2 separate regions of the Mus musculus genome follow, and region 1 is linked to region 2. A link is a loop called in an ENCODE intact Hi-C map of the cell type or tissue named here. Cell type or tissue: left cerebral cortex. All regions are shown on one strand. Links, peaks and the distances in the headings refer to the core of each region. The heading gives the core; the rest is flanking DNA. Region 1 holds the start of Gm41188 (a long non-coding RNA gene). Region 2 overlaps Cdca2 (cell division cycle associated 2).

Region 1 (15,631 bases), core at 5,988-10,987, 270 kb before region 2:
GGTGTTTACTTTCCAAGGCAGGGTCTCACTTCTTCAGGCTGCTGTAATTCAAGCCCCAGGCTCCCTGCAGTCCTCCAACCCTGCGTGAATGGACTCACCCAGCTAGATTCCGCAGAAACTCATTTCTACCAACATAGCACACATAATGACCAAGCAGAAATAGAATACTCAGTAGTTTTTCTGCCCTAGTATTGTTAGTTTCTGCAAAGATTCCCACACACCCAACACATACACACGCACACACATACACACACACACACACACATACACACACACACACACACACACACACACACACACACACGCGTGCGCGCACGCACACACTGAGTGCACACCCTGTCTGCTGGGACAACCTTGTTAACTTTCAATACAAGTTCTTGTAGATGCTGGGGTTGAACTCAGGGTTTCAATCATACCAGGCAAGTACTCTATGATTGAACTGAACTTTTAGTCCTCCATTAATATTTAGGAATCTTTAGAAGCTCTGAGCAGTGGTGGTTCATGCCTTAATCTCAGCACTTGGGAGGCAGATGCAGGTAGATCAAGTTCAAGGCCAGCCTGGTTTATAGAGCAAACCTTGTCTCAAAAAAAAAAAAAAGAAAGAAAGAAACAAACAAACAAACAAACAAACAAAGAGAAAGAAAGGAAAGGAAAGGAAAGGAAAGGGAAAGGGGAAGGGGAGGGGGAGGGGGAGGGGGAGGGGAGGGGGAGGGGAGGGGGAGGGGGAGGGGAGGGGAGGGGAGGGGAGGGGAGGGGAGGGGAGGGGAGGGGAGGAGAGGAGAGGGGAGGGGAGGGGAGGAGAGGGGAGGAGAGGGGAGGGGAGGAGAGGGGAGGGGAGGGGAGGGGAGGAGAGGGGAGGGGAGGAGAGGAAAGGAGAGAAAAGAAAAGGAGAATCTATAGGCACATCTACCTAGACCCAAACCATGAAGGTTCAGATCTCATCCTTGCCACAGTACCAGATGTACAAAGCTCCAACAAGTTACTTAACCTTCCTGGGCCTAAATCCACTTACCCATATATGGGATCCATGTGAGTATCCATCACTCAAGACTTATTTGAGAGTTAAATAGGATTATGATACAGAAAGCACTTTGCGCCGGACAGTGGTGGCGCTCGCCTTTAATCCCAGTACTTGGGAGGCAGAGGCAGGTGGATTTCTGAGTTCAAGGCCAGCCTGGTCTACAGAGTGAGTTCCAGGACAGCCAGGGCTACACAGAGAAATCCTGTCTTGAAAAAAAAAGAAAAAAGAAAGCACTTTGCACAGGAAGTAGCCCAAGTCACTCTCAACTTCACTGGACTTGTAATCACATAGGAGACACACTTCATGGTACATCTTTGACAGAATTTCCAGAGAGGTTTACAGAGAAGGGAGCATCTACCTTGCATGTGGCTGGAATCATCCCATGGGCTGGGGCCATGGACTAACTTACACACACACACAGTAGAGGAAAAACAAAAACAAAAACAAAAAAGGCAAAAAACACGACGTAAGTATTCTAAACCACAGCTTCTCAAACTGAGGTTCACAGCCCTACATGAGGCACTGTACATGACCATGAGAGGTCATGAAAAAATGACAACAGCAAAAGTTCTGAATGCGCCATGGCAAAAAATTAATTTGGAATCTATATGTAATGAATCTGGGGTGTTTACGGGGCCATCTGTCTGTATCGCATCTTGAAATGTCACTGATGCTTTGATCTGCTTTGCTTTCTGCATCCTTCCTGCACCCGGCCTCCAATAAACACTGCTTGCAACATCTCAGCATAGCCTCGGCACTGTGTTACAGACTGCAGTGTGGTACTGCACACACGGAGTTCTCCACTCTTAGGGAGACATAACGGATCCTTTTAGAAAGTGAAGAACTTTCCTACTATCATTCTTCAGCATGTAAACATCCAATTAGCTTCTCTTTCCATCAACAGAAGTAACAAAAACAAGAACCGCTTTATAGTGCTGTTGCTTACTGAGTTACATCTGCCATTTTGTACTGTGTATTTATGATACACATTTCCACCATTTTTTTTCTTTTGTTTTGAAACAGGGTCTCACTGTGTAGGCCAGACTAGCCTGAAGCTCACAGAGAGCTACCTGCCTCTACCTTCCAACTGCTGGAGTTAAAGGCATCTGCCACCAATCGTTGGCTTCATAAATTGCTTTTTGTTATGTGTTTTATCACTGCAATGAAAAAGTAACTAATACATCAGCCTAGATGTCCATCGACAGATGAATGGATAAAGCAAATGTATGCTCAATGGTATTTTATTCAGCCACAGAGAAAAGTGCAATGCTGACATTTGCAGAAAATAGATGGAACTGGGAATTATTATGTTAAGCAAAATAAGCCAGGCTCAGAAAGATAAACACCATGAATTTTCCTTCATATGCATACTCTGAGGGGGCTGGGGAAGAGAGAGCGAAAACAAGAGTCAATGAGCAAGAGGAAGACAGAGAAAAATGCATGTGTGTGCCTGTGAACGTACATGCATGCATGTGTGTGCATGTGTGTGTGTGAATGTGTGACTGTGTGCATATGTGTGTGTGTTTGTGTGTGTGTGTGTGTGTGTAAGTCATAAAACTAGAAAGGGGACCATGAGAGGCGAAAAAGAGATCTTAAGGTAGAGGGAGAGAGAAAAGAAGGTAATAGGATGACACAATCCATGTGACATGACAGCAGAAGATATGTCCCTGAGGAAAGGAGGGGTCAGTAAGAGGGAGCAGGGAGACAGGAGAGGACAGTGGGAAGGGGCAGCAATAAGAACAAAGTATGTACGTATAACAATGTCATGATGAAACTAACTTCTTCATACTCAAATTTAACCACTGGGTAACATAAACGTCTTGGATGAAAAGGAATGGAGATGAAGAAAGTTTCGGTAACCCCTCTAATGCTCTGTTCTGATTACCATCTCTGGCTTTGTGAGCTTGTGCAAGTAACATAACTTCTCTGTCTTTCACTGTCTGTAAGCCAGAGGTAAGAAGGCAGTGCCTACAGCTGTACTGAATGCTTGTGTCTAATACCCAGTGAACTGTGCTGCACACAGTAAGCACTTAGTGTGCCAGCAATTATGGGAGGGTGGGAATCTCAGCTTGACTTCACTTACACAATGTCCCCAATTTTTAGGGGGGGGGAAGCACTGGTCTTTAAATCATGTTGTATTTTTCAAATTAGAACAGAAACACATCTACATAATAATAAATGTGTATAAGAAAATAATTTTCATAGTATCCCTTAAAAATTATTTTTATACCATATACAAACTCAGAACAGGGTAGAACAAAATGCTGAATGTCTGACCCTGACCTCATTTTAGAGGGAGAGTAGATTCCTCTGTCAGTCACTCTCCTGTTGCTAGGACAACACATCTGCGCAAACAATTTAAAGGAAATACAGGTTTATTTTGGCTCTCTGTCTTAGAGCTACCCGCCACGGTCAGCTGGTTCCACTGCGTTGGGCTGTGAAGAGGTGGACCATGATGGCAGCAAGAGGGTGTGACAAAGGAGGCTCTCCTAGTGGCAGCTAAGCAGACAGTCAGAAGGGGGCAGGTAACAAGATACACCCAGTAAAGTCACACCCACAGTGGCCTATTTCCTCCATCCTGGCCCTACCCCATAACAGCCCACTCAGTATGAATTAACTTAAGGAATGTTCCTCCATTGACGTTAGCAGTCTCGCAACACAGTCACCTGTCTAGCTCTGAAGGCCACACCTTCTGCATTGGAACACTCCGGGGAAAGACTTTCTATCCGAATCACAATGTTCCTTCTAGCAAACGTCCTAAATAATACAGCTTGCACAGTTAATGGGAGCAACAGGACAGTGACCCTGAAGCAAGCAGGCAGAGCAACCTAATGTTCTTACCTGGGAATCCAGCAGCCCCACTTCTGGGCTTACTCAAACTGGCAACCAGACCCTCAGTGAAGTGCCTGCGCTCTCAAGTTCCTGTCAGTGGCAGCGTTATTCACAGCAGCCAGGATGTGGGCACAGCCGCCATGACCTCCTGTAGATGAACGCATTAAAACAAAACTAAAAAAACAAACACATGGTGGGCATATGCAATAGAGTATCATGAAGGAAATTTTGTCATTTGTAACAGTGTAACAGACCTAGAAGACACTTTGTTGACTAAAATCAGTCAACCACTGGAGGACAAACATTTTCAAGCTTTTTTTTCTTTCATTTTTAGAAAGTAACTAAAACTGTCAATCAGGGCTGGTGAGATGACTCAGCGGATAAGAGCACTGACTGCTCTTCCAGAGGTCCTGAGTTCAAATCCTAGCAACCACACAGTGGCTCACAAACACCCGTAATGAGATCTGATGCCCTCTTCTGGTGCGTCAGAAGACAGCTACAGTGTATTTATGTATAATAATAAATAAATCTTTGGGCCGGAGCAAGTGAGGTTGACCAGAGAGAACAGAGGTCCTAAAAACAAAAACAAAAACAAAAAATCAATTTCCAACAACCACATGATGCCTCACAACCATCTGTACAGCTACAGTGTACTCATCTACATAAAATAAATAAATAAATAAAACTATCAACCTTATAAAAGAGAGGGGACTGATGGTTGCTAGGGAATGGAGGCGGGGAAAGGATGGGAGCTAGTGCCCCTGATTTCTGACTTTCTATATCTTGGGTCCCATCTCCTAGTTTTCACCACATCCTAGCAATGCCATCTGAATATAAAGGTATCAGTGGCTTAATGCATCGATTAAGTCAAAGTCCTCAGGGCCCGATCACTTCCACAAAGCCTATCAGCAGGCAGTGAAGGGCCTGTTCCATAAGTCCACGAAGAGCATCTCTCCATCAGACCGGCACCTTCATGCTCTGGCCAGTGTGCTATGGGAAACATTGCATACCAGGGCACTCCAGACACTAGTCACTAGTTAGCTGTGGTTGTACTAACTGTATGCCTGGTTTTGGCTGAGGACATAGCTTCAGGCTTACACTTTCTATTCTCAAAGTCAGTCGTGGGCACATAAAAAGCTGCAGACAACGAGACAGGAAAAATAGCCCTGAACATTTTTTTATTTTATTTTTGAGAGATTCAATTTTGCACCGAGTATTCTATATTTAGCCAAACTCTCCACTGACTTTAAAGTAAGTGAAGGGCCAGAAATGCATTCTTCATTACTTAACTGCTGAAAAAAATTACTTATGGCGTTATTCTAGAATAATAGAAAAGGACTCTAGGAAAAACATACCCATAACATGAAGACTTTAAAAGTCTTCAAAACAACAAGAAAGGGGGGTGGGGTGGGGCTTGAAGGGATGGCTCAGAAGTCCTGAGTTCAATTCCCAGCAACCACATGGTGACTCACAGGCCATCTGTAATGGGATCTGATGCCCTCTTCTGGAATTCAGGTATACAGGCAGATAGAGCACTCATATACATAAAACTAAATTTAAGAGAAAAAGAAAAAAAATCGGACTTCATTCAAGTTATGTTTTGAATGAAAAATAAGACTGCATCTTCGAGGCCTAATAGTGATTCCATTCTAACCATCATACTGAAACTTCCACTTATCTCAGAATCAATCTACAGATCTGGGTTCTCAACCTGTGGGACCCCTTGTCTGTTGAACAACCTTTTTACAGACATCATCTAAGACCATAGGAGAACACAGATATTTACATTGTGATTCATAACAATAGCACAATTGCAGTTATGAAGTAGCAACGAACGTAATTTTATGGTTAGGGGTTATGGTGGTTTGAATAGGTTTGGTCCCCATAGATTCATGTGTGTGACTCCTTGGCCATAGGGAGTGGCATTATTAGGAGGAGTGGCTTTATTGGTGGAGTTGAGCCTTTGAAGGCTCCAATGCTCAGACTCTGCCCAATACCAGGTAGAGTCTCTTCCTGGCTGCCTTCAGATCAAGTTGTACTTAGCAACTCCAGCACCATGTCTGCCTGCCCGTTGCCATGCTTCCTGCCATGATGACAATGGACTAAGCCTCTGACACTGTAAGCCAGCCCCAGTTAAATGTTTCCCTTTGTAAGAGTTGCCATGGTCATGGTATCTCTTCACAGAAATAAACTCCTAACTAGGAAAGGGGTCACCACGGATGAAGGAAGTGTCTCAGAGTTAGGAAGGTTGAGAACTGTTGCTGTAGACAACGCGCACACAGTTTTGTGGTAGTTACAGAAAATTGGTTCTTAACAATATCAAGTTAACAATACCTCTGACCAAAAACTAGGTACACAGAAATGCTTCCACAGAGGAAAAGTGTAGAGAGCACAGACAGACATGGCAACTGTCAGGGGCGCTAGGGTTATAAGTGTGGGAATTGGGGGCTCACCAACTGTCCTGGCGCTGGAGTTACAGGTGCATGCTACCGTGGTCAGCTTTCAGGTGCCTTCTAGAGACCTGAACTTGGGTCGTCTCACTTTAACCACTGAGCCATCTTCCCAGCCCCAGTTTTGGTTTTTAGGCAGAACTGGAATAAACCTGGCAGGGGAGCTGCACCTCTGAACACATGACCTGGACAGTATACACAAACTTCATGCAAGCTCAAGCAGACTAAATCCCATCATGGAGAAGTGAGGTATGCACAACCCCTAGAAGAGAAGACGCTGGCAGTCAGTAGCTGCCGGAAATGGAGAGTCAGTTTTCTTGAAGCATATACCCTAATTGGGTTGATCAAACTCTAATGGAAGGCACACATCCAGGAATATATGTGCAGGGCAAACCGGATTGATGGGTGGGGAAGGGGGAAAAAAAAAGAGGACACAAAATAAAAGATGGTAGATGGTGTGTGTGTGTGTGTGTGTGTGTGAATATAAACACATTACGAGACGTTCTAAAAGAACTAATAAAAGGTAAGGATTTAAAGGGGTGTGGACATTTTGGGGAAAAAAAAGGCAGTAATCAGAGTGGCTGAGATGGCTCAGTAGGTAAACGTGCTTGTTACCAAAGCCTGAGTTCCATCCTCAGAGCCAGTGTGGAGGAGAGAACAGACTCCAGCAAGCTGTCTCTGACCTCCCGTGCTGGCACAGGGGTATGCATGCCCCCGCCCCCACCAAGCAAGTCACGTAATAAAGCGGTGTGTGTGTGTGTGTGTGTGTTTCTTTTTTAATCAATTAAGGAAAAAACTACACACTAGTGCTAACCTCTGTATTATTCACCGCAGCAGAGGAGAGGGAGCAACTCAAATGTCCGTCAACAGATGAGTAGACACACAGAATATGGTCTTCCTGTCCAGGGGCATATTCTGCAAATGTAATAAGGAAAAAACATATCATCTCATGGTAAAACATTGATGGGTCTCAAGAACGTTTTGTTAAGCCACGTGCATGGTTCTGGTGCCACTGAGAGCTTCCTGTCCCCGGGTAGGTGGGCCTTCTGTCTCATTTCAACTTGCTTACAAAAAATGGAACTCCAGCCAGTCAGTGATGGCACACGCCTTTAATCCCAGCACTTGGGAGGCAGAGACAGGAGGATTTCTGAGTTTGAGGCCAGCCTGGTCTACAGAGTAAGTTCCAGGACAGCCAGGGCTACACAGAGAAACCCTGTCTCAAAAAAAAAAAAAAAAAAAAAAAAAAAAAAAAAAAAATGGAACTCAGCAGCTAAGTGTGTCAACTGTTCACAAAAGGGTTAAATCACCTTGCTTCCAAGGTCACATGGAGTGAGAGGAAGAGGGACAGAGGGACTGAAGATTGCCCAGAATGGCCTGCCACAGGCAGCATCTTTTTGTACCAAAAATACAGGGTAGATCGGAGTCATTTCTGGTTTTGACTTGTTTGCTCTCAGAGATTTTTCTGAGACCAGCACATACTGTCCTGGAGCCCTGACCCCTTGCCTCTAATTGCCTGGACTCCTCCAGGTGACCAGCTGCCTGGACGGCTCAGCAGATATCCCGAGGCTGCAGTAACTGGCTTCTGGCTGCACTTCCCAGACCTTACTGCCCCTGGCTGTTCGGATCTGCTGCCCTGATGATCTTTCCAGTTTGTTCTCTCTGTCATTCCCACCATTTCTTTAATTTCTCAGCTGCTTCATGCCCTCGGTTTTGTTTTGTTTTTCAAAGCTTGACAGGAAATAGCATTATATTTAGCAATACACCTTGGGTTTCCTCAGAGCAGTGGTTCTCAACCTGTGGTTGGTGACCCCTTAGCAAACCTCTAACTCCAAAATAAAAAAAAATTTTTTTTGCTTTCTTTATTTTTTATTTTTATTTATTTAATATTTTTTATTTATTTACTTATTTATTTTGACTTTTCGAGACAGGGTTTCTCTGTATAGCTCTGGCTGTCCTGGCGCTCACTCTGTAGACTAGGCTGGCTCAAACTCAGAAATCTGCCTGCCTCTGCCTCCCAAGTGCTGGGATTAAAGGCATGTGCCACCACTGCCCAGCTCCAAAAATATTTATATGATGATTTATAGCAGTAGCAAAGTTACAGTTATGAAGTAGCAATGAAAATAATCTTATGGTTGTGGGTCGCCACAATATGACAACTGTATTAAAGAGTTGCATTCGGAGTGTTGAGAACTGTTGCCTTAGAACATAGTACTAGGAGCTGTTGGCATCTGCGTTCTGTCACTAACACAAGTTTGATAGAAAACCCTGTACACGAAGGCAGGTCCAATAAGCCCTTCTTGTTCTCCCTGGTCATAAAGAGGATGACAGGGAAGATCTGATCCACACAGCCTCCCTATCTGAGTCCATTTACCCACTCCCTTCCCAACAACCCTTCTACATTCACTGCAACAGATTAGATCCGCTGTTGGATAACTGCGATTCATAATTCCAACAGCAGGTGGCACTAGCACCATATCTATCTAGTCTACATTGCGCTTGCCCCCCCCCCTTTTTTTTTAAATAATGACTCCTCCAAATAACATTTCTTTTCCAAGAATAGCAACATTGCCTCCTTGATCTGCTCATTTTTGCCATTCCTCCATAACACAGTACACTAATCCTTCATAATTCCACAAGCTATTTTCAGTAATATATAGTGAATTATTGGTATTCAAAAACCACGGGCACAAATTGCTATGGACTGATTTCCTGAAATTTACAGATCTGTTTTGAAGCTTGGCCCTCTTCCTGTAACATGATCCTTAAATTTGATGGTCTTTTTCTACTCTGTGCCAGGGAGACAAGCATATTCCACATCTGTGGTCTTCTGTAACCCTTAGATAGGTCATGCCATGTCCTTCTTGGATACTACAGGACATATGTTTAGTAGAAAGCTCATAATGCTGAGTGAGATCACCCTCCTGTTGCTTGATGGACAGGTTCCTGGGTCATTTAGCAATGATGGTATATATTTTCAAGTTAGATTTTTTTTCATGCTTTCACAAGTATCGTCCTGTGTTTCATTTCCTATGCTCTTGCCTCTGCAACTAGCGACGGCCCCTTCTCCACCCTGCCGTGGAAGCTACAGGTGACCTCTGACAATGAAGGTCCCTCTTACTCTGGGGCTGAGCACCCACTCATCAGATGCTCACTGAGAGTCAATGCTAGGAAAACTCTGCAAAATTTATTGTGCAACTACTATGGCCTCACTTGTGAAGAGACTTCTGTGGTTTGTACCAAAAAGACAATGCCGACAGAGATCACAATAGCACCTCTGCGGGGGGGGGGGGGGGGGGGCAGGGCTGTCAGCTCACTCTGCGTGGGGAGGTGAAGGCTGAAGGCTGAGGCCCTGTAAATGCTTTAGATGGCAGTCATGGCATCCACTTTACTGGAAGAGTTCAAAATGTCACCTCACATTACTGCAAGGCTCCTTCCTCTCAGGGAAGTCCCCATTGACAAGCAAAAGACAGCCCTCTGGCTCCGTCTGTTTAGACTCTTCTGGAACAAATCGAGTAATAGCCTTTGGCCGTCAGATTCTCTCAGCACTTGTTTGTGAACATTTTGGGGGAAGAGGAACCGAATTTGCAGAAATTGAAAGATCATGCATTTCAACGTAGTAGTAGATTTTATGAAGGGGCTGGTGCGTGAGCATGCACACCTCTGTGTGTGTGTGTGTGTGTGTGTGTGTGTGTGTGTGTGTGTGTGTGTGTGTATCTGTGTGTGTGTGTGTGTGTATCTGTGTGTGTATCTGTGTATGTGCATGCATGCTTGTTGGTACCCATGGGAGGGAGTGTGTTCAAATGTTTTTGTCTGGTTTTGCTCATGGAACAAATTACTACAGACTTAGTATTTTATAAGGAAAAGAAGCTTATTGTTCATGGCTCTGTCAAGAAGTCCAAGTGTACAAGGTCAGTCCCTGGCAAGGAAAGCCATGGCATGTCGTGAGGCGAAGGGAAGAAATCCAGCAAAGACCCAAAGAGAGTTAAACTCTTATCATTTCAAGAAAGTGAACATATTTGAACATCCAATAATATTGAAGCAGTCTTAAATGCAGAGCTTCCGTGAGCTGACCACCTCAATGCTGTAACCATGGCCATTAAATTTTCACTTGCATTTGGAAGGGACTGCCAAGCCATGACTTTCATGTGGTTTTGCTTCCTTCAAAAATGTTGACTCGGTCACGTCTGTCATCAGCAAGTAAGGGCAACCTGCGCTAGCCTCATTCATGCAATTCCTGTCTCTGCCTTTTCATTAGATATAGCTTCTTGGAAGCTGCTCTAGCTTCAGGGGGTCCCCTTACCCCAATCCCTTTCTCTCTCAGCTTTTATTTGGGAGGTGACTGAGACAGGGTCTCTTAGATATAGCCTGGCCTCAAATTTACCGTATACCCAAGGATCTTTTAAAAATTTTTTTGGTTTTTTGAGACAGGGTTTCCCTGTATAGCCCTGGCTGACATGGAACTCACTCTGTAGACAAGGCTGGCCTCGAACTCAGAAATTCACCTGCCTCTGCCCACCAAGTGCTAGGATTAAAGGCATGCGCCACCACTGCCCAGCTTTAAAATTTATTTAATTAACTTTTTTCGTTAGTTGTCCAAGATAGGTTTTCTCTGGGTAGCTCCGGCTACCCACACCTTAGACCAGGCTGGTCTGAACTCAGAGAGTATCCTGTCTTTGCCTCCCCAGTCCTGATATTAAAAGTGTGTACCACCCCTCACCTGGCTCTACCTAAGGATCTTTTAATGCTTTTCTAATGTAACCATAGCTGATTTCAAACTTATGATCCTCCTGCCTCAATATCCCAGTTACTGGAATTACAGATATGTACTGTCATCGATTATTAATACGTGGCCATGATAGCCATTTTGTTGTTTGTTTGTTTGTTTGTTTGTTTGTTTTGGTCACAATGACAGTGTGCCTGAAAGAAATCATTTCAAGGGAGGAAAGATGTATTCTAGTTCACAGTTCCCCGTCCAGCTGGATCCTTTGCTCCTAGCCTGTGGGGTGGCAGATTATTATGGTATAGAACAAACAAGCTCACTCGTGGCTGAGAGTAAATAGAGACAGACAGATACAGGGCAGGGGGCAACAGGCCTTTGTCAAGAATGCCAGTGGTCACCTTCTTCCTTCAAGCAGCCCCCGCCCCTATATTTACTGTTGTCACCGTGAGAGTGTGAATCTATGAAGTGACTGGTCCTGTGAGGTTAAAAAGACGTCACAGGAAGAAGAGAGAAGAAACCAGTTTCCCACAATCCTTTTAAAAAGCAGGACCCCCAGCCCCTTGCCATCCCAGCCCCCTACTGGCTTGTCCTCCATCTTAAAGGTACCAACACCTCCCAACAGCACTGAGCTGAGGACTAAGCCCTTAGCCCCTGGGCCTTGTAAATGGCTTTTACCCATCTCTTAGCTGATCCTTGGCCTTGTCTCTATTGACCTTCTGATAAGATATTCTGTTGACAGATTTCTTGCCATTCTATTAGAATCAAATTCAATAATTCATTCACTACTGCTTCTTCTACACACTGCCTGGTGGAATTCATTAGTATTTTATTCTGGATCTTGGCTAGAGTGGTATTTCTGATCTGTATACATATAGAGATATACATTTCTGGTTTTACGCCATGTGCTTTAACAAGTTTTACTGCTAGGCTGTTGGGAACAGAAGGTTGTGAAGGGCTGGTTATGATTAGACAACATGGGGCTGAGATACATCTCTTGTATGAGTTAGTTAAAATATGGCTGACACTGGACATAGGGCAGGGGGGCTGTGAGTCAACACTGGATGTCTGGGGAACCCCAGATGTAAACAGTGATGTAATCCCTTATATAGCCATTTCTGGCAGAATGTCACTTTGTGTGTGTGTGTGTGTGTGTGTGTGTTTGTGGTGTGTGTGTGTGTTTACTGTATAAATACAGCCTTGAGGTCCAACGCTAAGACTTGAAACTTTGCGTTCAACAGCCTGTGTCTGTCTGCCTGTCTGCCTGTCTGCCTGTCTGCCTGTCTGCCTGTCTGTCTGTGTGTCTATAGGCCTGTGTGCCTAGCCTCTTTTCTGTATGGATATATACCCGTGTTCGCCTGATACCTGCAGTGACTGTCTGAATTAGTGGCTTTCACCCAGAGTGAATAAAGTATGTCCTATCATTGTACAGTTCCTCTGATTCTCAGCCTTCCAGCCTTCTGTGACCCTCCTTTCCTGGACCTCAAATAGGGTTAAGGTAGTTTCAAAGGATAAATTAGATTTTCCACCTTTTTCTATGGACAGTGTGATGCTTTGAATGAGAAGTGGCCCCCATAGGCTAGGGTACTTGAATACTTGCTTCTGAGTTGGTGGTAAAGATTTAGGTTGTGGGGCCTTGGAGGAGAAAGTGCATCACTGGGGTCAGGGGTAGGTTATTTAGCCTCACCTTACTATCCTCCTACACTTCTCTCTCTCCCTCCCGCCTCATCTCTCCCTCTCTCTCCCTCCTTCCCTCCCTTCCACCCTCTATTCTTCCCTCCCCTATCTCTGCTTCAAGCTTTTGCTTCAGATGTGATTTCTCAACTTCCTCCTCCTGCCATCATGCCTGCCCCATGCCTCCTGCCATGCCTCCCGCCATGCACACCACCATGATGTACTCTTATCCTTTGGGAACTCCAAACTAAATTAAACCCTTCCTTCCTTAAGTTGCTTTTAGTCATGTTGTTTTTATTATTCAACAGAAAAATAAATGATACAGAGAGTAAATGTTGTATTTAACTGACTTATTTATCAAGTAGTCAAAGGTATTTGCTGTTCCAATTAGTCATATTTTTTACAAGTAATATTTTTACTCCTGTTACTTCTTTGCTGTTTAGTTAACTCGAGCTTGGGTTTTCTTTTCTTTTCTTTCTTTCCTTTTCTCATTTTTTTTAATTTACATTTCCCAGGGAAATGTTTTACATTATGATTCTTCACAATTTATTTTATAAGACTTGTACATGACTATACTCAGTCTTATATACTATGGTTTCTCTACAACTGTGGTTCTATATTTTCCTTTTATTCTTTATTTTTCTCTCCTCCTCCTCCTCCTCCTTCCGAGGGAACATCTCCATGTAGCCCTAACAGTCCTGGAACTCACAGAGATCCTTCTGCCTCTTTCTCCCAATTGTCAGGATTAAAGGTGTGTGGGCACCACGCCCAGCCTTTTCCTTTTCATTCTTGAGTAAATTCCCTAAGCCGTTCTTCCTGATAGTACACTTCTACTTAAAACAGTTTATAGAAGATTGAGTTAACTACTTGGCTCTTTGAATTCTCCTGCTGTTCTCATCTGGGTACAGAGTTCCTTCCATTTGAATTTGTATGCCATCTTGAAGACTTCTAGCCTTTGCACCAAGGCAAAGAATTACAAGAGCAATTTGCAAACACACAGACTGAGATTCTGGGAGGACTTTTTGGCAAATCACAGGAAAAATAAAAACCACCTCCCAGGGTTTGCCTGGCACTTGAGTGTGCCAAGACCATTTTAACAAAGGGACACTATAACAAATAGACCACTTCTAAGTCGGGTTGGCATCCAGGAAGAACTGAGGTGGGCTAATTTTCCTCCTCAGGGGCTCTCTGCAAATGTGGCATGCACTGTTTAAGGGAACAAACCCTGAGGTGTAGTATTATGGGAGGGAGGGGCCTGTTTAAATAAGAACACCATGCCACAATAAGATGACTAAGAAACCACATAAGTAATGAACTCCAGGAATCCGCCTGCCAGAACTGCCCTGCTGAGTAAGGCAACTGTTGCAAAGCACTTAAAGACAGTTGGTTATCTTGAAAGGAAAGGGTTCCGGAGTCCAGGAGCCTTGCCCAAATATGAACAAGGCACTTGGCTGAAGCTACGTCTTGAGACTGGACTAGGCGGAGGACAGTTCCTAGCACTGCCAGCATCCTACCCTAGATCTAGTTTACACTATTCAAGGGTTTTGCAAGCACATGGTTTCAAAGAGCACCTTCCAAGATACAGGAATTGAAACTCTTGCCATGGAAATTAACAGCTCCTAAGGCTCTGAGTCACTTTTATTGTGTCTGTAACAATTCTACCCTGTCTGCCCTTTCTCCCCAAAGGGTACACACACACACACACACACACACACACACAACACACACATACACACACACACACCACACATACACACACACACACACACACACACACACACACACACACACACACCACATATACCACACACATACACATCACACACATACACGTACACACACACACCACATACACACACACACACACACACACACACACACACACACACACCCCACATACACCACACACACACACTAGCATTCAAAACCATGAATCTTAGGGATAAAGAGCAGGTAGGGGTAACAAGTAGCTGTTGCAGGCTAGTTGACCATGAACTTGCCTGTTCTGCCTTCTAAGCCCCTTCGGATATTTCTGGAAGACCCTAAGCTATTCCTCTAAGGACTGACAAAGCAACCTGGCTATTCAATCTTCTGCCTAGCCTTCACCAGGTGAAATCTCCACACCCATCTGGTCCTTCTAGTCTAGTCATGGGTATTGTAACATTTCCTTCTAGTTCCTGTCTCTCATGGTGGTGGTAGTGGTGGAGTCATCCACTGAGATGCCCCTGTTCCCTCTGGAGGAGTCTGCTATGGCTACTAAAGCACTCTTGTGTGTTCCACTGTCTCATAGAGAGTTGGTTTTTGGTTGTCATCATCGTCACCATTGTCTTAGTTAGGGTTTTACTGCTGTGAACAGACACCATGACCAAGGCAACTCTTATAAGGACAACATTTAATTAGGGCTGGCTTTCAGGTTCAGAGGTTCAGTCCATTGTCATCAAGGTGGGAACATGGCAGCATCCAGGCAGGCAGGAGGCAGGAGGAGCTGAGAGTTCTACATCTTCATCTGGAGGCTGCTAGGAGAATACTGACTTCTAGGCAGCTAGGAGGAGAGTCTTAAGTCCATGCCCACAGTGACACACCTACTCCAACAGGGCCTCACTTGCTAATAGTGCCACACTCCCTGGGCTGAGCATATTCAAACCATCACAGTCAAGTCTTTTGCCTTCATTCAGAATAGACTTCAAAGAGGCTAGGTCAGAAGTTAATAAAAACAAAGAACCTGGATTCTCACTGCTCTTAGACACCCCACAGTCTCTGGCTTCTCAACCCCACCACCACACCTTCTCCGTCTCTCTCATTGAGAAAAGGTTTTATTACAGAGGTCAGCCTACCCTGGAATGTACCATTCTCCTACCTCCACCTCCAGAGCTCTGGGATTACGTATTCATAACCCTCTCCAGAGCCTTGTGATTTCTAAGTCAACCTTTACTACTT
Region 2 (15,631 bases), core at 5,218-10,217:
GTTGGCATAAAACCAGCCAGCATATTCACATGTTAGCAGATTTTAGGTAAACTCAACACAGTTCATTTTCTTTTACACTAGTGTTTTTACAATATGTGAGGTCATGGATGTGCTAATTAGCTTGATGGAACCATTGCATAGAATATACGTTATCAAAAAGGTATTTTTCCTCCCAAAGTAACAGGGAGGAATTTGGAAGATTTAGAATAGCCTAGCTTGGGTAGAGTCAAGCCCTGTGCTAACCAATTCACATTTGAGCTCCTTTGAGATTTTTTTTCTCTCTCTCAAAAAAAACCACAAAAACAAAAAACAAGAAGGTAAGAAAAGCAAAAACCCACTAGAAAACATAGAGTCTGATTTTTGTTGTCCATCCACTTCCTGCCATGTGGTTTATGTACCCACTGTCGCTTGAAGAAAAGGGATTACTCCTCTCCCACCATCATTTCCAATACCTTTCTGGCTAGGGGTGGGTCTTGCCCACTTCCCCTCCTTCGTGCTGGGATTTTTGCTGACTTGAGCTTGTGCAGGTTTTGGTACCCTACTGCGACTCCCATTCTGCAGAGGAGGACAATCTTCAGTTGACATTACTTGGCAGTTAAATGATAAAATTTGAACCCAGAGGCCAAATGTTTCTCTTCTGCAACACATCTGTGAACCCCACCTTAAAATATTTCTTTTCTCTTGGCTTCTACATCCACTGACCAAGCCAGCATTTCCTCATCCAGTCCATGAAATATCAACAGATGTTCCATAAAAAAGAAAATTTAATGGAAAAATATTTAACCCAGCACTTTCCTTATGTGCATAGAGATTATTTATATTGAGAACTTCTCTCTAAATCACATTCAATATCTATTGCATATCGCCAAGGGCAACATTCATCTTGTAGCATTCTAGAATTATTTTGGCATGCAATGATGTGTTTGGTTTTGTTTTTATAAGTTATCTATAGATACCTCAAGGAACACACAGCTCTGTGCCATTTCTGTGTTCTTGAATCTCCTCCATTCCTTTACACCATTACTTTCTCCTAAAATCTTGTATGCAGTTTCTGCAGGATAGGCTCACAGGTGTGTCTGCCTACCTCAGTGTGCAGGAAACATGGCTTCTACTCGGTTCACTGTAGTATAAAAGGGCTGTGTTAGGTGCTGTTTGTGCATGCTTGCCAGGGCTGTATATGCCAGCTTCCACCTATGCTCTGTGCTGAGTGCCTGCAAATACCACGCCGCCAGAGCACTTGCCCCAGGATTAGAGTGGAGCATTGTGCTTTCTGTGCGTTTTTGTCTTGAAAGCCTGTTGGCAGGATGCTCTCTTGCCTGTGTGCCTGGAGACTGTGACTGTGTGGTGACTGCTCTTAAACCAGGAGTCCTTAAATACCACATCCTATTTACTTTTATTCTCACTGGCTTTACCTCCTTAAAGGTTTAGATGGACTCACTTTCTGGAAATATTAATTGTCAAAACATGTTTTATGTCAAAAGTCTTAAGAATATCTTTCATTTCTTTTGATATTAAGTCTTCCTTCGTTTCAGTATAATGTTTTAATTTCCCTAAAGTTTTTTTCCATATGGAACATTTTTAAACAAAACTATTTCCCAGTGCTGGTAGGGCATTCAGAATTAAATATAATCCTACATTCCATAAGTTATTAAAACACTTTAAAAATTTTTTGTGGATATTCACATTTTATAAGTCAGCTGTCTTCTTATTGTGGTGGCCTGGCCTCTTTTTCTAGAACTCAGACCTAGATCCTTTTTCAAGCTAGGCCAGTACTCTTCCACTAAGCTATGTCCTAAGCCTGTGTGATCTCGTTATTTTAATCGTGATTAATTCATTTGTTAGTTTCATAAGTTCATCTTTCAATGATTACTTTTCAGTGTTATCTAAGCACCTGTTGTCTCTTCAACAGGGTTAATGAACAGAAAGCAGCCTCCCATAGCACTTCAGTAGGGAATTTATACTTGTTTAATCTTTTTATTTTATTCTTTATGTCCATATAATTGTTTGCCTGTGTATATGACTATTTGTGCCTGGTACCATTGAATCCTGTGGGACTGGGGGTTACAAACAGTTGTGAGCCACTATGTTGGGGGCTAGGAATTGAACTGAGGTAATTGAGAGGAACAGCCAGGGTTCTTAACCACTGAGCCATTTCTTCAGACCCTACATGCTAGATTAATCTTAGAATTATCATACCTGGTTATAAATAATTTCATTAATTAGCTCTATCCAACTGTATAACATCTAATCTGCCATTTTACTTTCGCAAATTCCAGAGAGAGTCCACATGATTGAGTTAGGATTCCTAGATTACCTTTCTGGCATTTGAGCTTAATTTTTTTAAAATAAAATGACTGGTTTCAAGTTTTTCTTTAAAAAAAAAAAAAAAAGCTCAGAAACCTTTAAAGAGTTAATTGTATAAATGATAGAGATAGCTTAGACATAAAAGGGCCTCAATCTATCATGGTGCTACATCATTCTCAAGTTATAATGTCTTAATACATATCTTTTCAGGTTTTAAAAAGTTACAGAAAAAAGAAAAAGGGGAAAAAAGATGTTGAAAAATGCTTTTATGGGCCAAGAGACATTGCATCGAAGAAGCCACTCCTGAGCCCTATTCCTGAGCTGCCTGAAGTCTCTGAAGCGACTCCTCTGGCTGACTGCACGCAGGGGACGAGCTCAGGTGCTGCTCTCGGGCCTCTAGCGCGTTCTCTCGCCGTCCTGTCTGTTTGCACTGCACTCTCTGCCTCTGCCCTTTTCCCATACGCTCTTATAAACAAGACCAAACTTGTTACCAGTAAAGGAAGTTGAAGTCTGGAACCTGTGAGGAGGGACTTAGACTCTTTCAGAATCTGACAAAATTCTCACTTTTATCAGAGAATCCAGACCCCAATTTTCCATGTAATTTTGGGAGAGATTATTTCTGTTCGTCTACTTTTTACTTCCTCGGGCATTTTGTTGTGATGACTTGTGTTACAGAACTGAGTTAGAGGGAGTTGTAAGCTGCCGTGGGGGCTGGAGCACATCATGTAGGAGGAACAAATCCTCTGAGCCACTGAGCCCTCCCCAGCCCCTAGGATGGCTAAGCTGTGAACTGAGTTTTATTGCTCAAACTGGTTTTTTGGTTTTTTTTTTAAAGTACCTCCATGTAGCATGGTGATTTTTGTATGCAGCCATTTTTAAGTAGCTACCTTTGTCTAATGTCCCATGATTTTTGCCTACTTTCTTAAAGACTTCAAGAAGCATGGTATGTATGTCACTATAGACCTGGCTTCCACAGGAGTCTCACAGAGGCAAAGCAAGAGTTTAACAGCTACTCAGAATAACTCATTTCAGGCTCATTTTCCTTTCTTCCTGCCCTCATGTGGGTTGCCTTGGAATGGCATGTCTGCTATTTCTACCTGTTTAATCTGGCCTTGATTCTACTTAAATATTAAAATGTTACTGCCTTCATCGCAGGGAAATACTTCTATCCTGTTTTTTAATCTATAACTACCTTGTCACCCGAAAAGAAGGTTTGAAGAATTTCCAATTTTTTTCCATCTCTTTCTACAACTTTCTCTCCCCAACACCATTTTTTTCCTACTATGCTAGAATATATATAACTGTGTTTGTGTGTACCAAGTTATAAAAGAGCCTAGCTGCTATATTCATTGTAAATCCTGACCTGTATGAATCTGACTCTACATACTATTTACCTGCTCTAATCATAAATGTGTTTTCAGATTGAAACTGATTTTTTTAAAAACTTTAGGCTTAGCTATTTTTTATATGTATCTTTCACCTTTGATTTCATTTAAAACACTTTTTATATTCACTTGATGATGAGCTAATAACATCTTAGATAATAGAGACAGAATCTAACAGCATTGATTTCAAGTCATAAGAACTGAGTTCCTCTGGATCAATGGTTGCTGACCCGTGAATTGCAGCCGTCTTGGGAGTCGAATGACCCTTTCACAGGGGCCACTTCAGACCATCAGAAAACACAGATATTTACATTATGATTCTTAACAGTAGCACAATTCAGTTAAGAAGTAGCAACAAAAATAATTTTATGGTTGGGGGGTGGTCACCAAGCCATGAGGAACTACATTAAAGCATCGTAGCGTTAGGAAGGCTGAAAACCACTGCTGTAGAACATGTTCCTTGTTCATCTCAACCCTTCCTAGTGGTTTTCTCACCTAGGAAGTACATGCACAAAGCTACATGTGATGAATACATGCACCAAGCTACATGTGGTGTTCTTACCCAGAGAACGAAGCTTATTTAGTCAGAAAGGAGGAACAAAGGCTGCTCTTTGAGATTGTGGCCCATGGCTCTGTCTACAGTTATATGGGAATTATTGGAAGACATGACTGCTGTACGACTCAGCTGCTATGTCTTTAAATACTCAAGAATTCTGATTTTTATCACCTTATTACAAGAAGATATTCATAAAAGAATTGGAAAGTTGTGATATCCCTTTTTTTTTCAGGTAAATAGGAACCGTCTCTCACTATTGGACCTCGTGCTCTGGGAAGTACATTAGAGAAAAGGAAACTGCTTAAGACAGCAGTCTCGTTTTCCTAGTCTGAAGTTGTGTGCTGTATTAATTCATGCGTTGAACACTTGTTTTCTTAACCTGTGGGCTGGGCCAGTAAGAGGGACAAAGTGACAGATGAGGACAGGAACCGTGTGATGAGTGTAGGCTGTGTAAGTTCTGAAAGCTGAAAACGACCGTATTATAGCGAGCGCATGTATGTCTATGAAACACTGCTCATTTGACAGGCATTGCACTGTTCCTTTGTAATTGACTCTAAGTGTGCTTATATGCCCGTAGATGATTTCAACAAATGTGGTCAGCTGGAAGAAGTGAACTCGTTTGAAATTCCCACACAACGGAAGAGACGCTTACCACAGAAGGCAGATTCGCCTGAGCTGGACCCAGCTCATCATCAGTCTCAGGTCTCTGACAAGTGCTGCTACCTGTTGCCTCTCACTACTGCTTCTGAGCGAGGGCCAAATGCCAGTACCAGAGACACAGGCAGTGAAGGGAACACCAGAGCGGAGAGTAAGTGTCAAAGTGCAAAGGAGCCAAAACCCGGGACCAAGATGGAAAGCGGTCTTGTGCCTCGGGCTTCTGTGACCCAAGATCACATCGTGTCCAAGAATCCAAAACCTCTGGGCAGCCCTCAGAGCCAGGACCTTTTCAAGGCTGGTCAAAATTTGGAAAATCCTTGTGAGATCCTTATTGTTTCAGAAAGTATGAATCTAAAGTGTGAGAAAGAGAGTGAATGCTTAGCTCCACAGGGGAGTCTGCAGGGCAGCCCTGTCTCTACTGACTCAAAAAGAGACCTTAACTGTTCAGAAGATGTCCTCATTCAAAATATAAAAGAACCCGCAAGCCACAGTGAGAATGTGGGAAGGAAATGTGCAGGGAATGGCAGCCCTGGCAGTGGGAGAGAGAGGAAATGGAGAAGACGCACAGTGTGTTGTGGGGGTCAGAGTTCATACCTGGAACAAAATGGGAACCCTGCGTCTTCCTGCAGTGGGGAAAACTTTGTGGAAATTAGTTTAGAAAGCGTGCAGCTGATTGAAGAGCTGTCTAACACCATAGAGCAAAGCTTTCAGAGAACAAGCAGTAAAACCAAGGTGAGACGCAGCACAAGGCTCCAGAGAGACTTGGAAAATACAGGGCTTGTGTGGCTGTCTCCAAGTCCTTCCACTTTGCAGAAGCCCAGAAGGAGAATGACGATCTGCACCTTAGACAGCAGGGGATTTGAATGTCCATCCTCCAAAGAAGAGACCATATCCTCAGGACAAAACCCAGGGCCGCTGCCCGCTGTCTCGGGCAGTGAGAGCCAGGGTGTTGGTTCTTCTGCGCTACCTAGGAAGAGGAGAAGCCTTTGTGGGTCTACCCTCACAGATGCTAACAGTGCCACCCAGCCACCAGACTGCAAGAGAAAACCCTCGCTCAAGGGAGAAAGCGCTCAGCTGCCCTGAGGGGGCTGGGCCCAGGAGAACAAAGGCAGGAACAGACAATCCCACCTGGCATTGGCTCTTAGGGAAGAGGACCCAGCTTCCTGTAGGCCGCTTCAGTGCATTGCACATTTCTAATAAAAATCATTTGAGTTATGATGACTTTAAGTAGAAATACATTAATTTCTTTCTTCTCCCTCTAAATATATTTGTTTGTCTTTTTGTTTTGCCTTTGTTTTGTTAAAGCATTCCTTTCTAGATCCAGCAATGTGTTTCTGCAGTTTTATTCCTTTTACCATTTACCACTAAAGGCTTTGGCTGTTCTGGAAAAGGACCTTTAGAATGACTTATTCTTTTCTTTGGGTTAAATTGACCAGCTTTGATGACTTCATTGTCTGTCTCAAATCAGAGTTTTCCTTTGCTAATTAAGTGACAATGAGGCCCTGTATTTGAAATTTTAATTCATTGACTGGAACTCTATAGAGAAACTATTGTAAATGAATATGTAATTAAACATAACTGTGCAGTCATCCTTCCAGATTGTTCAAATCGGTCACAGGTAATCTGAGTTTCATTCATTGTTTCCTGTTACGTTTACATTTGAGAAGTAGAAACTTAGAAGTGCTCCAGGAAATGTGTTTACCCACATGAAGCTTGGTGTAGTTGCCGATTTCTTCTAAGCGTCTCCCTGCACTTGAACTTTGTATCCTAATATCTAGTCTATTGCTTGCCTGCTCCCTCAGCGCTAAGCCTTCTACAACCTCCTAGTCTCGGTGGCAGCAATTTAAATATCTAAACCACCAGTAGACCTAGAATCTGCAAATCTTATCATTAAACAATGGCCCCAGAAATCCTTTAAATCATTAGCTGTCCTTCAGCCTGATAGCAGAAACATGTTAACAAATAGAGCTCCCTATAAATAACACACCAGGGAAGAAAGCTCCTGCTGGGCGGCCCATTTCCCCCTCAGAGGTGGAGCTATTTGTTACCGCCTTGGCACCGCCAGGTCTGGAGCCCCTGCCGGGAAGGACTGATGTATTTTACATTAACAGGCAAAGTGAGCCCCAACTTCTTCTGCTCAGGGGCGACTTGTCCAAAACTTTCTTTTATCTCTACAAAATCATTTATGTGCTTTTCTCTCCTGTGTGTGTAGTCACTAAGTCAGGACCACTAAACACACCAAAAAGAGAACGAGTTAACTTGTTTAGAAATGTTTTAGGTTGAGTGAGTTTTAAAAAGGGTGGAGAGTCCCAAACCCAGACTTAGCAGCATGTGTAAAAGGCCTTAGGCTCTCAGGACAGTTTTAGTGTTCACTGATTGCTATTTGCCTCTTTCTCTGTTACGGCTTTGTTAACTCAGCTGCATCTGATGGGCAACAGTTTACAAACTCGATTCTCAAAGTTCTGGCTGATTGTGGTTCAGTTTGTCTAATGTCAACTTGGTACCTACAGTAAAACTGTAAGTCCACTCGACAAATTATGTTCATTCTAAAATGTTTCATTATTAATGAATGGCTTGGCTGATATTTATAGACGTCCCTTAAACCAGTGGTTCTCAACCTTCCTAGTGCTGCAACCCTTTAATACAGTTCCTCATGTTGTGGTCACCCGCCCCCATAACCATACAATTCTTAATGTCTTGTTACTTCATAGCTAATTTTGCTACTGTTGTGAATCATAAATTTTGTTTTCCAATGGTCTTAGGTGACCCCTGTGAAAGGGTTGTTCATCCCCAAAGGGGTTGTGACCCACAGGTTGAGAACCACTGCCTTAGTTTCTTAAAGAATATTAAGGGGCCTAATCTACCATATCTCGCCCGTATCAGATGCTTAGTGTAAAGTTAACTTCTGTGTCTGATCACAGTTGCTACATCCATCCCCTCCCTCATGTCTTTTCATTAATGGTAAACCGAAAATGCTATTTCTTTGCTTTAAATCTTTTTTTTTCTAGAAGTAGCTAACCCTGGATGCTTACCTTAGACTGTCTCTGGTCTTCCTTGATTCTGTCCTTGCAGATATTCTCATTTCTTCCAGAAGATGGCAGTGTGGTTCCTGCAATTTTCCTTCCCTGGGCAAACATGAAGGCCAGGGCTGCTTGTACCTACTGTGGCTTGAACTTCTCTTATATTTTCCCTCAGTTTTTATCAGAAATTGATGAGTATGTGTGGGGAAATCAGAGGACAAATAATTTAAATGAAGTATAAACAACTTTCTGTGTACAGAAACTCAGCTGTCATGCCTCTTCCAGACATCTTGTGCCCATCAAGTGTGGTTTGCCAGTGTTGTCTATACATGCATGCATACACACACACACATGTATTACGTATGTATGGATACATTAGATAGATAGATAGATAGATAGATAGATAGATGTTAATTTGCAGCCTCTACTCCACAGAGTCTCATGACTGTCAGTGTTACTGAGGACAGCCCTGTTGCCCTCAGTCTCTCAGCCTTATGTGGAATTATTGCCTTTGGACAAATGAGGATGTGAGTTGTTTCCTTCTTTTTGGTTCTAGGAGTTGATGACAGAGCTGAAGTGATAGCTAGATTCTCTTCTGTAGATTCTGGAAAGTTCCTCTGACATAGAGCTAGCATCTCAAGTAAACCAGCTTACAAATGCTGACCTTTTGAAAAGAACATACTGTTTGAACTTTGGAAAATGTATATGGTTACACACCACCTTGACGTCAGAGTAATATCATGTCTGACAACCCAACCCTCACCCCTAGCTCTTACAGCTAATGATTTGAATTCAGTTGTACTTTTTGCTTTTTTTAGAATGTCACAGAAAAGGAATCTCAGATGATTGATTGATTGGTCAATCGTTTGTGCCTATGTTTTAAACAGCATAATGCTTTTGAGATTTATCTGTGTTCCATGTTGTAAATGGTTCCTGCTTATTGCTGGATGTCACTTCACTCTGCATATTTAGGTTATAAGATTTGGGGCTTTGTTAAGGATAAAGTTATATACTGTTCAAATGTTTCTTTTTACAAATACACATTCCCGTTCATCATGGAGACTTACTTAGAGCTAGAATCTTGATTTGTGTCTCTCAGTGGCTGGTAACGAACATTTCCCTCTGTTTGCTGTCCTTGTGCCCTTGTCTGTTGGGGTGTCTTACCCAGGATGTTTGTTATTAGTACTGAGTTGAAAGTTTGTTGCATACTTTTTGCATTTTTGCATACAACTCCTTTACTAAGTTTTTTCTTACTAATATTTTCCCCATTCCATGGCTTATTTTTTTGTCTGTTTTCTTGGTATTATCACTTTAAGAAAAGGTTTTCATTTTGTTGAAGTTTGAATTTATTTATTTTTCTTTTCTTCTTTTCTTTAATGATTCATGTCTTTTGTGTCCTAAGGATAGCCAGGCATGGTGTTTCATGTCAGTAATCTCAGCACTGGAGAGGCAGCAATTATTGTGAGTTCAAAGGTAGCCTAGGATATTTAGTGAGTTCTAATCTTTTCCTGTCTGTCTCAAAAGACAAAAAGATAAAAAAAAGACATTTCCCCAGATCAAGAGCACAAAGATTTTTCTAGAAGTTTCATGGTTATATTTCTTGATTCGGTTTTCTATCTACTTGGAGTTCATTTCTGTGTGCCATAGATGCTGGAGTGGCCTTTTGTTTAAGTGGAAATCAGCAGGCACCATTTGTTTAAAAGCTCATCTGTTCATTAAATTGTGTCAATACCTTTGCTGAAATCATGCTCCTGTGTCTGGGCCTTATTCTGTTGGTCAGGATGTTTACCAGTGTCACAGCATCCTGAAGGCTCTTCTCCTTGGGCTGTGAGTTTTATCACTGTTTACTTATGGGGATAGACTAAAAGCTAGCTGAAGCAAAGGGTTAACCAGTCTGGGGGGGGGGGGTGCTTCATCATACCCAGAGTACACTCCCTTTTGGAGACCATGAGTCAGGAGTACAAGCATCCAGAGAAAGGGTGGGAGGCCAGCTTCCCTGGAAGTTTGAGCCCAGTGAAAGTTTACTGGAGTTCATTTGCATCAGGACCTTAGGGCCCTGATCATCGTTTACGATAATTAGCTTTATTTAGACATTGTCTTAAATTAAAGTTCAAAAATAGGTTTGCCTTTTTTTTTAACAAAAGATAAATTTGTTTCATTTATTTTCATAAAGTATTAGAGTTTAGTTTACTATGAAACCTGTCATTCCATGCTTAAAAAGTAACCTTAAGATTTGAAAACTGTTTCTTACTAAACTGGCCAATTTCCCTGCACCGAGTCATTCCAGCGTTCCAGCATTTATTCAGCAACTACTGTGTGTGGGCATTGTTTCTGAAGACTCTGCTCTGTTTTCTCCAAGAGACAAAGTAATGGTGTAGGGCAGGCTTATAAAGGCCTCCCCAGCTCCCTTCTGCCCTCCAGGTGGGACCAGCTTCTGTAGGTCAGGCTGCTCTGCTTCTTCGGAGGATCGGAGGGACCGTCCCTAAGAGGCACATGCTTTACAAACACCCTCTCATTTCTTCTCCTGTAGGCTTTTCTTGTGCATTCCCCCCACCCCTGTTAGGTTTTAACCAGTGAGTACATCTTAGTGAGGCATAAATGTGGAAGACTAGTACAGAATTAAACAATAAAAATATAAAGACACTTCTCTTCTTACACCTTTTAAAATCTGCTGTCACATCTTGGTCTCAGCAAATCCTACTTAAGTCTTAGATCAAGTGAAGTTGTTATTAAACTCAAACAAACACACACACACACACAGAGCAGAATTCTCTCTTAAATTCACTGGAAAATTGCAAGACCTTACATAAAACTGAGCATAGAGTGCCATGACCTAACAATTTCAAATATGTCCAGTATGTCACTTTTGGGCATTCTTTAATCCTTTTCTTTTTTAGTGATTCAGCAATAACCTAATTGTTCAAGCGAGGAGATGAGTAATTATTGTCACTAAATAGACATTTTTTTCTTATGTCTTCAACTGAGGTCAGACCCTAAAGATTATCATCCTAAGAATTTATTACAGAAGTAAGGGATTGGGATTTAAGTCTTTTCTGAAAGTGTCTGTTTTGGTATGTTTAAGCATTATGCTATATATGAAAAGAAAAAAATGAACATAAGAGTCCTAAGGAAAAAACAGTTTGTGTTATATAAGGGCTGGTTGGAACTTTGTCATTAAGATTCCCACTGCCCAGTTGAAAATACCTTCTTTTAGGTCTCTTTACTTTCTCATTTGTCCAGAATGTTTAAATTGAGTGAGTTGTTTGCATTGTGAAGAAAGGATGCTCTGCAGAGCCACAGGCAGCTGGTATTTTAGGTTTAGATAAAGGAAAAAATCTGATTTCCAAAAGCTGAGATTTTGCTCTCTGGGATCTCAAGGAAGCTCTTAGACTTGTTTGTTATTTTCTCATTTTTTTTTGGCCTTAGTCACCTTTAAATTTTCCTGCTTTATGATATTTCTGCTTTGAGAGAGGCACTATCATCTCCAACCACACTGCATCTCCAGTTTTCTGATACCTTGAGTGTGTGGTGGTAAACAGAATTAAATGTCATTTCCTTCACTGAAGGCGCCTTGGGTGTTTACAAAACTGTTCTTTCAAATGTCTGCTTCAAGTATTGAAATAATTTTTTCAGTATGAAATTGACATCAGGCAGTTGAAATTTCCTAGCAGGAACTGAGAGAGTGGTTTTCTTTTCAGAAGGTAAGTTGTATGATTTTCTACCTGACATTTGAACAGATACAGCATGCCTATTTTTCGTTGTTCGTGCCAGTATTGTCTTTTCTTGTTTTAAACTTAAAAACTGAGAATGAAGATTTTAAGAATATTCCCCAACTCAAACCTGAAAAACCTGGTGTTAGTCTTGGGTGGTTTCCAGTGACCCTCTGCCTCCTTCTTCCTGCCCCCTGTGTCGATTTGGAACTGGGCAGCCATTTTTGTTTTTGGAAGGGAAAGGAGACAGATATAATGAATGGCTTTTATTGTGCAATATTTCAAACTCTCTTGAATGCATTCGAATGGGATGGAAACCGTTCTGCCCTGTGTCATAGCCAAAACAAACACAACAGATTCCCTAAACCTGGACGAGTGTTTCTCTCAAACTGGCAACAGAGTTCAGCTCCCAGGACAAGAATTTGGTTTGACAATTTTTAGCCCTTGTTCAACTAAATATTAGGAGAGGTCACAGCCAAAGCAAATACCATGGAGGAAACTTAATGCACATATTTACAGCTTACAGGTAACTCTTTTTTTTTTTCTTAAAATGTTAGAGATTTGTCTTAAAAAATTGCATTTGTAGTGGTACTTTTAACTAGACAACTTTTGCTAATATTTTTAAGAATGAACTGCCTGATAATACTAACTCCCAATGTAAATAATTCCAGAGAGGTCCCAAAAGAGTGATAAATGCTTGAATTTAAGTATTTAAACATTTAGAGACCACTAAGAATCTGAGAATTCTAAGGCCATCAAACCTAGCAAATATGCACTAGAGGTCCCTTGACGTAGCTTTCTATGCCCGCCTCCCCCCCACCGAAGAATCCCCTCTAAGAAGCATCAATGGCTCCTTTATGAGGCAACCTCCAGCCCTGTGTACTGACTCCAGTCACCCCCACTTGCCATTAAGTACCCCTTTGCCTCCGCAGGGAAAAGGTATTGTACATAGTCGATAATTCATTTTGTAATATGCCATTATGCTTCATGACCCTGACAAAGTACGTTTATTATTAATCACAGTAATAACTTGGGATTTATGGTTACTTAGCATCCACAGGTTCTCAGTTTGTGTCTTAACCAAGACGTAGTGGAAACAAATTTGTATGCCAGGCAGTCTGTCGGGCAAGGACTTCAAGCCACCTTTCAGATGCTCCCTTGGAACTGAAAACTCGGATTCCAAGTATTTTGCATAGTACTATCAACGTTTGTGTGAATGGGGAAGAAGGCAACCTCTGATCATCAGCTGCTAACTACAGATGAGTCTCTGCCTGCATCTTGCAGCCTAGCAATGCACTTCCATGCAAAGCAGCAGCTCCCTGAGAACTGCCAGTCCAGCTGCATTCCTGCAGAGGAGCCCAACTGGTATCTTTCAGAGAGACAAAATCTGTAACTTTGGTGTTTAGGTTTTCTGTGCTCAGACAAATGTGATTGCAAGATTCAAAAGGGTGGTGAAAGAACCCCCCAAAATGCCCAGAGTGAAACATTTATATTCCAACTTTAAAACGTCCCTTTAAAAAGTTCTTAGTATCCTTGAGTGACATGGGGCTAATTGGTTTGTTTATCCAAACTCTTGTTATTTAATCTTCTGAGAGCTGTAGGGTTCCTTTTTAATCTAAGTAAACTATTTGGGGATTTTAAAACAATTGACCTCTAGTCAAATTAGAACCATTTAAATCAATCCCACTGTCATCTTTCCCCTCATAAATAACCCTTTAAAATCTTTTCATGTTGTTTTGCAGCCCACACTATACTAAAACATAACAGGACATCATCTAAGAAACTGTCCTGTGTTACCCAAAGTATACAATGAGATGGGACAACTGAGGCAGTAACAGGCCAGAAAGCTTGGGAACCATTGGAGCTGGCTGGCTTCACTACCTTCAGCTACTGCCTGCACCTAGCATGTAGGAGGATCATAAGGAAGTTGGGATCTTAGAACACTGTGGACATTTAATTATTGGCCTTTGAGTCTATAGCTACAGCTGAGTGCCCTGAGTGTCTCAAAAACGATCCAAAAGTATATCTGTTGTCATTAACTAGATGGTGAATGATTTGACACTCTAATGGAATGTTTTGGAGGGTGGGCTCTCAACAGGATCCAGAAGGAGCCCTGCTTATATTAGAGCCAAGTAGGAGTGAGTAGCTGTCTCAGCGTTTCAAGCTCCCGTGTGGCCCCAATGCAGCGGCCCTTCGGTAAGTGTCCTGGTGGATAATGTTCTCCTCTATTCCTCCAAGAAAAAAAAAACTATCCTAGGCATCTACGGGCACTCGGACAGGAGGGTGGTGTCCCTGTCACATGCCCCTGCCTGACCCTTTCCTACTCTGCTTTTCACCAGCGACAAACTGGGGCCCCAGGGCCAAAAGCTGTAACAATATTAAGATGTTTTCTTCAACCTTGTCCCCAGAAAGATACTCTGTTTCCAAAAGATTGTTCTCCCCTGGGCATTACATCATGAATTGATTCAGTTCTTGGAGGAAGAAATTGGACAAAATATAATAGATTACCTCTTGGGGAACATTCTGAGAGGTGGTTAGCTATTCCCACGAGGAAGCTAAGAAACTCCTTATATATTACTATGCAGTCCATTTAACCTTTTCCCTTCATGCCGCTGTGCAGGGAGCTCCCTCATCCCTACCCCTGCATCAGTAAAGAGTCTTGTTTGAGTGGGTAAAGGTTGTTTTTTCCCCCTTTTATAGAATACAAGTATTTTCTGTATTTGCTGTTACTCTTGCTCAGGTGCCAGAGAATATCAGCAGACCCTAGGACAGGTCAGCCTGCAGCAGCTACTAAAATGCCCTTCTCCTATATAAACTTGGTCTCCAAGTGTGCACTAAAGGAGCAAAGGGAACAAACAAAGAAGGTAGGGGTGGATGCTTAATATATTTAATTTCCTTCTTGGGGAGCCCTGGAGTATTGTGCCCAACAGAAAAGAATGAACATTCACGCATCTGAAAGTATCAAGTCCCATGACCTTGGTAGCAAGGGTGACTTGTAGGCAGTCTCCATGATTGAGGAAGAGGATTGAGTTTGCTCATTCTTGGGAACTGGATCTCAGTGTGATGTCAGTTAATGATGAAACAGTGCAGTAAAAAAATGTGGGAGATCTCTTTTTCTTCCAAGTTCCCAAGGCTGCAGAGATGGTGGCCTGAAACGAAGACTGTATTGAAGAGCTGAGGAACCTGAGGGCCTCTCAGACCAGAAAGCCTTTCATCACCAAGTACCCAGCTGGCGACTGGAAGCTCAACAGTGTCCAGAGCCCACTTAGCAGATTGTTGGGCTATGAAGGACCTGGCCAGCTCCGTTGGAAGTGTCTGTGAAAGCCGGGTGGGGCGTTGCTTTCCTGAGCATGTCAGCAAATCTCAATTGTCTGTCTCATAAATCTCTAGTCAGATTAGCACAGCCTCCCCAGAGCTCTGCTCCATATCCCTTTATCCCAATACAATCCTTCCGTGGCTCCAGCTAGTCCCTGACTCAGCCTAGAGGGCCCAGCTCCATTTCTGAGCTGTGCACCTGAATGATGGGTGAATATCAATGGGAGGGGACTCCTAGTATTTTTGCAACTGGATATATAATCACTTCAAAATAAAAATGGTTTCAAGAGAGGAAAGTGCTTAAAACAGCGGTCACAGTTTGTAAGTCTCAGTGATGTCACCAGCAACATGGGAATGTTAATGATACTTTGTGGTTGCTGAGCTGGGCATGCAGCTCTGTGATAGAGTGTCTTTCCTAGCATCTAGGAGGTCCTGGGTATGGACCTAGCACTGCAAAAGAGTATATAAAAATAATAAAAACCACACAGATGCCTGTCTTGTCTTTGTCAGCCCACACTGTGTTACAGGTGGCCACTTCCTTTGGACAGAGAGTTAGTAGAAGGCTGTTCTGCTGCTCTTTGTCTACAGTGCTGTCAGGGTAGCTGGCGTTTCCCCCATGTGCCTTCATTGTTTGTGGTTGTGTCATTGTCCCCATGTTACAGGTCAGGCAGCTGAGACCTTTAG

The links. Hi-C counts contacts between places; a loop is a spot of excess contacts. Peaks named below come from ENCODE experiments on the same cell type or tissue, not always from the same donor. Only the 100,000 strongest peaks of a DNase experiment are listed, where the experiment ranks them.
Region 1: a loop joins it to region 2, with 3 times the contacts of the local background. A loop is called at or near these places in 5 of 42 quality-filtered maps.

What each region holds. Positions count from the first base shown.
Region 1 is chr14:67,939,737-67,955,367 of GRCm38, reverse strand. It overlaps Gm41188 (a long non-coding RNA gene), which reads right to left and starts at 7,208. Exons shown (of 3, transcript XR_874750.3): 1 at 7,118-7,208; 2 at 3,863-4,001. In left cerebral cortex, for the core only: a CTCF peak has its summit at 8,741 (motif pointing right); a DNase peak (open chromatin) is centred at 8,746.
Region 2 is chr14:67,667,214-67,682,844 of GRCm38, reverse strand. It overlaps Cdca2 (cell division cycle associated 2), which reads left to right. Exons shown (of 15, transcript NM_001110162.1): 14 at 2,515-2,683; 15 at 4,823-6,491. The coding sequence ends at 5,985. Among named protein-coding and RNA genes, the nearest start is that of Cdca2, 41 kb to the left of the region's middle. In left cerebral cortex, for the core only: a CTCF peak has its summit at 7,993 (motif pointing right); a DNase peak (open chromatin) is centred at 8,000.